Regions from separate parts of the Homo sapiens genome. Here region 2 is linked to region 1. A link is an interaction called in ENCODE POLR2A ChIA-PET data of the cell type or tissue named here. Cell type or tissue: GM12878. All regions are shown on one strand. Each heading gives the region's core, and the rest is flanking DNA. Links, peaks and the distances in the headings are about the cores only. Region 1 has its middle 80 kb from the start of LINC01000. Region 2 overlaps TNPO3 (transportin 3).

The links. Peaks named below come from ENCODE experiments on the same cell type or tissue, not always from the same donor. Only the 100,000 strongest peaks of a DNase experiment are listed, where the experiment ranks them.
Region 2: POLR2A ChIA-PET joins it to region 1 with 5 read pairs; 1 of 35 experiments calls an interaction of 5 or more read pairs at or near these places.

Annotation. Positions count from the first base shown.
Region 1 is chr7:128,558,937-128,563,339 of GRCh38, reverse strand. No RefSeq gene overlaps it. Among named protein-coding and RNA genes, the nearest start is that of LINC01000, 80 kb to the left of the region's middle. In GM12878, for the core only: no CTCF peak of the experiment used is centred there; a DNase peak (open chromatin) is centred at 1,802.
Region 2 is chr7:129,044,697-129,049,099 of GRCh38, reverse strand. The region is part of intron 1 of TNPO3 (transportin 3); the gene reads left to right. Among named protein-coding and RNA genes, the nearest start is that of TNPO3, 8.2 kb to the left of the region's middle. In GM12878, for the core only: no CTCF peak of the experiment used is centred there; no DNase peak of the experiment used is centred there; H3K4me3 peaks cover 678 bases; H3K27ac peaks cover 361 bases.

The sequences.
Region 1 (4,403 bases), core at 293-4,292:
TATTCAACATGAGAAGTATCTGCTTCTTAAAAGGTTAGGAGAGACCAGGAGTGGTGGCTCACACCTATAATCTCAACAATTTGGGAGGCTGAGGAGGGAAGATTACTTGACCCCAAGGGTTCCACACCAGCTTGGGCAGCATAGCAAGATCCCATCTCTACAAAAAATTAGAAAATTACCCGGGTGTGGTGGCCCATGCCTGTGGTCCCAGCTACTTGGGAGGCTGAGGTAGGGGAACTGCCTGAGCCCAGGAGGTCGAGGCTGCAGTGAGCTATGTTTGTACCATTGCACTCTAGCCTGGGTGACAGAGCAAGACCCTGTCTCAAAAAATAAATAAATAAATAAATAAATAAATAAATAAAATAAAAGGTTAGGAGAAATCAACACCTAGAGAGGAGGAAGTAGTTTTATAATCGCCTCAATTTTTTTCTTGGTTACAGGAGTCTATTCTGGTTTTGTTGTTGTTGTTGTTGAGATGGAGTCTCACTCTATTGCCCAGGCAGGAGTGCAGTGGTGCGATCTCGGCTCACTACAACCTCCACCTCCCGGGTTCAAGCAATTCTTGTGCCTCAGCCTCCCAAGTAGCTGGGATTACAAGCGCACACCACGCCTGGCTAATTTTTGTATTTTTAGTAAAGACAGGGTTTTACCATGTTGCCCAGGCTGGTCTCAAACTCCTGACTTCAGGTGATCTGCCTGCCCTCGGCCTCCCAAAGTGCTGCGATTACAGGCATGAAACACCGCGCCTGGCCCCTATTCTGATTTTTATGTCTTATTTCGTCAGTATTAATTCCTAGTATCTTTGAAATTATTTATGCATTGAGACTTTCATATAACAACATTCACTTCCAGTATTTTCTTTTTGTAAGTCCTCAGTACCTTTTGTTATATCTGATGTACTCTCCTTCATTTTGCCTTTTGTTTCCTAATTTTCCAACTCTTGATTATTTCCCATTCTTCTGTTTTGCAATGTATTTATTTCTTCTTGCATATTTACTGTTTTTTCCTCCTCTTTTCTAGTTTTCCTAAAACCATAAATTGAATGGTAAATTCATACTCTTGTACATTAAATGCTTCTTTGTCCACATTATTTAAGTTTAACTATGTGGCATTTTATCTTATTTTCTTAGTAAAATAGTCTGTTACTTGTCATTTGCTATATAATAGCTATCTGGGAGAATGCTTACTAATATCCATATCACTTGGGAGGGAAAATTATCCTTTAAAAGAGCCACCCACAGACTCAAAAAAAAAAAAAACCAGGAAATTTTTTTAATTTACTAGTTTAAATTTCTTAATTTCACAAATTTAAAGAAATTTAACTAGTCTGATTTGTTAAATCAAAACTAATTTTGATAAGATCTCTCCATAAAAGTTCTATTGTCTATGACAACATTTAAACTACCTCCCGTCTCCTGCTGATAATAATTTTCTAAGTAAAAAAATCAAATGGACAGTTTAGAAGATGAACAAGAGTCAAGTTTCTTGTTTTTAAAAGAGTACAGTTTGCAAAAATAAAACATGTTTCTAATATACTTAAAATGTACTTTTTTTTCTAGGGGGATCTTAAAAAATACTTTAGTTACAAGCCTAGAGAAAATTCTGTGGATAAATTATAAATCCATGAACACTGAGGTTAAGATGCAAATGTTGACTACCAGCCCTTTAGCACCACGAAGGAGGCTCATATAAACTAAGAAAAATTTGTAGAGACCATAGGTTAATCTTTCACTCCTGTAAATGTTTAAATGTCAACATTTACTGAGTTTCTGAAGTTTTCATTTCCTCCTTAGACCAAATTGGCTGCTTAAAAGGGACTGAGAACAGAAGACAAAAGTTAAGCCTGCCTAGGTATAAAGAAGCATAGCTGCCAACAAAGTCAAACTCCAGTAAAGAAGATAACGCCATTTAAAAAAACTAAAGGTCTCTATGCTTTTTATTTTAGTCACTAGTAGTACTACCTTTTCACACCATACCAGAGTCAAAATAGCAATCAAAATAGTTTGACTCCCAGAGACCTTACAACATTCCTAGAAGTGAAACAGATGTGAAATCTGTTAAGTTCTTACTTGATGTGTATAAACAGAAGAGTTCTAGGTCAAGTGAAAAAAAGTTTACCTTTTTTTTTTCTTTTGAGACAGAGTTTTGCTCTTTTGCCCAGGCTGCAGTACAATGGCACAATCTCGGCTCACCGCAACCTCCACCTCCTGGGTTCAAGTGATTCTCCTGCCTCAGCCTCCCTAAGTGCTGGGATTACAGATGTGACTCACTGCGCCCCGCCAAAAAAAAAAACCCACTTTCAATAAGTGACAAAACACTGTAAATAAATGTGTTTACAGGATGATTATTTAAAGAACAATGACCCAAACTAGGTCTGTATGTATCAACATCTACCTGGTAGATCTCCAAAATCATCTGCTGAGCGGAAAATGAGCTATTACAGTTCTCATTATTATAAAAGTATGCAAACATTCTTTATATAACTGGAAATTAATCATTAAAGAAAAAACAAATCCTAAGAGAAAACAGTACAATTCCAATACACATAGAAGCAATAGCCATATGCAACTACTATATATTTCATTATGGGGCCTATAATCTATGTTTTTAGCTTTCTCTTTATGCTAAAAAGTTCTCTTTTATCGAGAACAAATTCAATATTTAAATTACAGACAGAAACTAGAAGCTCTGTACAAAATCCTGGAGCACATTCACAGTAAAGAAAACAAAGAAATAGAAAAATGAGAACAAAAATATAAAAATCAACATAATCTAGATTTAAAATACCAAAGAGGTACGTAACCTTGAAGAAAATTCAGTGACCAATAAGTTTAGTTTTGTGGCTTCTTCTGTTGTGAAGAGACTATTACTTCACATATGAGGAAAAAAAAGAAAAAAAATCCCACTGCCATCTCCAGTAGAAACTGTATAACAAAATTCCTACTGGAACTGGTGTAAGATGATGCAGGAGTCAACATTCCAGTTCTGGTTCTTGACTGTGGCACAAGCGTTAACAAGTTTACTATAAAGAACTAAGCAGACATCACTAATATGGCCTTCCTTCAAGGCCCAGAAGTTAAGATAGCAACTTTAAGTTCATATCACCAATGACTACCTCCTACATACACACACGTCCTAGCACTGGTTCCAGGTTCTACCTATCTGCCTGGAGAAGACAGTTCGGAGAGCTTTCCACCAAGCCATAGCAATCTCATCTGTGACCTACCAATTCCAAAAATTACACTACTAACCTATAATCACATGATGGCAGTACATTTGGTATAACCCACATATGACTCTCAGCTAGATAACTGTTACTTATGACTCTAAATTACATATTTCCAAGGTACAGGCTCATGGTTCAGAGTTAAACTAACTTACAATTTAAATAGACACTGACTTGGATTAAAGTGTATTGACTGGGTGCGGAGGCTCACACCTGTAATCCCAGCACTTCGGGAGGCCGAGGCAGGAGGATCACTTGAGCCCAGGAGTTTGAGACCAGCCTGAGCAACATGGCAAAACCCCATCTCTACAAAAATAAATAAATAATTAGCCAGGCATGATGGCATGCACCCGTAGTCCCAGCTACTAAGGAGGCTGAGGTAGGAAGATCAATTGAGCCCAAGAGATAGAGGTTGCAGTGAGCCCTGATCGCACCACTGCACTCCAGCCTGGAATTGGTATAATAATAAGATGCAGGAGTCAACATTCCACCCAACATTCTGGGTGACACAGCAAGAATATGTCTCAAAAAAATTTGAAAACAAAGTGTATTAAAAGCATTTTTTAAATGGTGTCTCAAAAATAAAAACAAAAAATAGAAAAAAAGAAGAAAAAAACAACTGGTGTCTTGAGCTGCATGTGGTGGCTCATGCCTGTAATCCCAACACTTCGGGAGTCTAAGGCGGGAGGACCACTTGAGGCCAGGACTTCAAGACAGCTTGAGCAATGCGGTGAGACCCGGTCTCCACTAAAAAAAAAAAAAAAAAAAAAAAAAAAAAAAAAAAAAAGCTGGGTATGGTAGTGCATGACTGTAGTCTTCACTTCTTGCAAGGCTGAGTTGTGAGGATCACTTAAGTCCAGGAGTTTGAGGCAGCAATGAGCTAGCAGTGAGCTATGACTGCACCACTGCACTTTAGTCTGGGCAAGAGAGCAAGATCCTGCCTCTAAAACAAAATTTTAAAATGAGAAATAAAACTGGCATTTTGACATATCAGCTGTGAGGTGCATCACAAGAAATCCTGACAGTGTTTTTTCTTGTGAGTGACATACTTTTAAAATAAAATCACGGCCAGGCAGAGTGGCTCACACCTGTAATTCCAACACTCTGGGAGGCTGAGTCAAGTGGATCACTTGAGGTCAGGAGCTCGAGACCTGGGCAGCACAACAACACCCTGTCT
Region 2 (4,403 bases), core at 162-4,161, 490 kb before region 1:
AAAGCCCAACCTAAATTCTGCTTTCTCCTTCAAGGCTTACCTGCTTCTCTTCAGCCAAAAGTGATTTCAGCCCCCAATGAATGCCTAGAGAACTTTACTTCATTGTGTTTGCCTTTTTATAAACCTTTTTGAAAATAAGTGTTTTGCCTCCCCTACTAGACTGGGATTCTTGTCACATTTGTTTATGTAGTCCAATACCCATAGTTGAAGAAATAAACCATGGTTATTAAGATAAACAATCAAGACACTTCACACACAGGTTCTTAAAAATGTTGATTGTCAGAAGTGCATACATGCAGATACTCAGTTGGATAACTCACATTTTTCTTTATCTGCGAGTTTTATTTATTTTTGCTGTCACTTTTCACCATATACATGGTTAAAAATAAACAATATTCAGCACCTTTAATGCTCTTCAGTCTTTCCAGTCTTTTTTTTTCTTTCTTTTTTTTTTTTAAATCCTTTATGAGATGTATATGTTGCCCTCATTTCATACTTGCAAATATTCAGGTACAGAAAGGGAGAGGAACTTTTTGACTCAATAAGGCTCTCTTTGTTTATTTATTTTTTGAGACAGAGTCTCACTCTGTTGCCCAGGCCGGAGTGCAGTGGCACCATCTTGGCTCACTGCAACCTCCGCCTCCTGGGTTCAAGCAATTCTCTTGCCTCAGCCTCCCAAGTAGCTGGGACTACAGGCACATGCCACCATGCCCGGCTAATTTTTGTATTTTTAGTAGAGATTGGGGTTTTGCCATGTTGGCCAGGTTTGTCTCAAACTCCTGGCCTTAAGTGATCTGGCCGCCTTGGCCTCCCAAAGTGCTGGGATTAGAGGTGTGAGCCACTGCACCTGGTCTATTTATTTAGTTTTTTGAGACAGGGTCTCACTCTGTTACCCAGGCTGTGGAGCGCAGAGGTGTGATTACTGCTCACTGCAGCCTTGCTCACCTGAGCCTGGGTTCAGGTGATCTTCCCACCTCAGCCTCTTGGACAGCTGGGACTACAGGCATGCACCACCATACCTGGCTAATGTTTTGTATTTTTTGTAGAGTCAGGGTCTTGCCATGTTGCCCAGGCTGGTCTCAAGCCCCTGGGCTCAAGCACTTCTCTCACCTCAGACTCCCAAAGTGCTAGGATTACAGACATGAGTCACTGTGCCTGGCCAAGGCTCTCTTTAAGTGGTCACTAAATGGCATTTGTAACCAAAAGTAATGTGTGTGGTGGTTTTTTTCTTTCCGGAAGATTTTGTCTACTGGAACAAAAGCGTGTTTTAACTGTAGTAATAACTATAGTGTTTTAACATCCATTTGAAATTGGTAAGGCATAGAATTTGTGTGGTTTGCTAAAAAACTACTTTCAAGAATATGTATTTGTGAAACTATTATCCTTATTCTTCTCTACCACCCCACCTAACTAATCCGAGAGTAATTGAGTATAGTTCGAATGACCTGGTGACAGTAGACGTGGTATAGAGGTATAATTTGAATATGCTTTAGCCTGTACTGTGAGTTAGCATCTTTTCTCTTTCTCTAATATTTGTATAAAACAGCCATTTTCTGAAGAATCTGTATTCATTGCTCTAAACTTCCACCAAAATTTTTGGAGATGTACAGCCATGGTTGTTTTATGTGATAGATAGATATCACTGATAACTTCAAAGTGTTCTGAAAGAGAGTATTTTGAGGCAGATCTTAAAGGAATCTTAGTAGCCTGTCCTGTATATTTAGTAGTTTCATTTGTCCACCCCTACTAACCAAAATTAGTAGAAGTTGTAGAGAGCTATTGAAGGAAAGACCATCTCTTCATAGGGCCAATTACTTAAGCGACTCAGTTATAAGTTTTTAATTTAAGTTGTAAGTAGGAGATAACTTTTACAGAGACAATCTTTGGGTTAGATATTACCTCAAAAGTTTTATAGTTCAGTATGGAAACTGAATAGGCATGCTTCAGCATGGGTGTATGCAGCTTTTTGATGGAAAGCATCAAAAGCACAAAGCAGATGAAGTAAAGTCATGCTTTGATAGACTAAGTTGGCATTGTCATGTTTGGTTTATCACATGTCCATAGGAATTTTCTTCTTAGATATCATATCAGAAAGGTCTTGGGTTGATATGGTTTGGCTATGTCCCCACCCACATCTCACCTTGTAATAATACCCCCCGATTTGTGGCAAGGTGGGGCCAGGTAGAGGTAATTGAATCATGATGGGGGGTTCCCTCATACTGTTCTTGTGGTAGTGAATAAGTCTCACAAGTTCTGATGGTTTTATAAATGTGAGTTCCCCTCCACAAGCTCTCTCTTGCCTGCCGCCATGTAAGACGTCGCTTTGCTCTTCCTTCGTCTTCCGCCATAATTGTGAAGCCTCCCCAGCTATGTGAAACTGAGTCAGTTAAACCCCTTTCCTTTATAAATTACCCAGGCTTGGGTATGTCTTTATTAGCAGTGTGAGAACACATTAATACATGGGTCATGGAATATCAGCTTCAAACTTCTTTGCTAGTACTTTTCCTTTTTGGAATTTATTGATTCTTTAGCCTGGTTATAAAACCTAGGGTTTTTGGCTTTTCTCTGGTCATTACTGATTTATCTTGAAAGTTTAGGCATTTTTTGTGTGTGCTTATGCTTGCACCTTCCAGTCAAAACATGCTTTTGAAAGGAAAGCCTTCTAGAAAATAGAAAATATTCCTATACAACTTCAGTAGATGAGTTCAGTCTAGGAATACTCTGTGCCTTGCACTGATAGAAACTGGGAGTATGTAAATAATGAAAACCAAAGATCTTTCTCCCAGAGAGTGTACCAATGTAGCTGTGTCATCCAGTGTAGTAGCCACCAGTCTAGTGTGACTATTTAAACTTAAAATTAAGTAAAAGTTAAAATCAGTTTCTTTTTTTTTTTTTTTTTTTTTTGAGACGGAGTCTCACTCTGTCACTCAGGCTGGAGTGCAGTGGTGCAATCTTGGCTCACTGCAACCTCCACCTCCCGGGTTCAAGCAATTCTGCCTCAGGCTCCCGAGTAACTGGGATTACAGGTGCATGCCACCATGCCTGGCTAATTTTTTGTATTGTTAGTGGAGATGGGGTTTCACTGTGTTAGCCAGAATGGTCTCAATCTCCTGATCTCGTGATCCACCCACCTCAGCCTCCCAGAGTGCTGGGATTACAGGCATGAGCCACTGCGCCCGGCCTAAAATCAGTTTCTTATTTGCACTTACCCACATTCCAAGTACTGTACGGTACAAATATAGAACATTTCATGTCTTTGAAGTATTGGAGTCTATGTTTGTGATTTTGTGACAGTATTTCTGTTGCCATGGTAGTCTGTTATGTGGTGGCATTTCTCCATATTTTGATTAGTTTCTTGTCTTGCCAGGCCTTGGGCCAAAGTTGATAGTTTGATTTAGGATGTAAAATTATCAGGGTACTACTATATTTTCTAATTACAATAGTTTTTCCAAAGTTTTTCAGATATTTCTTCAGCATTCTTTTACAGTGATTGATTGCACTGATGTTTATGGAGGAAATGGAAAGTAGGTTTTATAGATTTTTTTTTTTTTGTGGCAAAACATTCAAAACATAAATTTAGCATTTTAACGTTTTTTTTTTTTCTGAGACAGGGTCTTGTTCTGTTGCCCAGGTTGGAGTGCAGTGGTGCGATCATAGCTCACTGCAGCCTTAAACTCCCAGGCTCAAGCTATCTTGCCTCCTCAGCCTCCCAAGTAGCTGGGATTACAGGCATGAGCTACCGTGCCCAGTCATTTTAACCATTTTTAAGTGTGCAGTTCAGTGGTATTACATACATTGACATTGTTGTGCAACCATCACCATCATCCATCTTCAAAACTTTTTCATCTTGTAAAACTAAATCTATGCCCACTAAACAAAATAGGTGCCCATTTGCTCCCCGCCCCAATCCCTGGCAACCACCATTCTACTTTCTGTCTCTATGAATGTGACTATTCTTGGTACCTCATGTAAGTGGAATCATACAGTATTTAGCCTTTTTGTGATGGGCTATTCTCACTTAGCATAATATCTTCAGGGTTCATCCATGTGCGTAGCATTGTCAGAAATTCCTTCCTTTTTAAGGCTGAATAATATCCCGTTGTATGTATATATACCACGTTTGGCTTATCCATTTATCCATCAATGGACACTTGCTTGCACCTTTGTGAATAATGCTGCTATGAACATGGGTGTATAAATACTTGTGGGAGTACCTGCTTTCAATTCTTTAGATATACAGTATACCTAGAATTAGAATTGCTGTATCATATGGTAATTCTATATTTATTTGTTTACTTATTTGGGGGAACTGCCATACTGTTTCCCAGATTTTTAAGCTCTGTTAAACTTAAAAACAAATTTATTTCTTAGGAAGTTGATATTACTCAGACTACCTGTCCTGT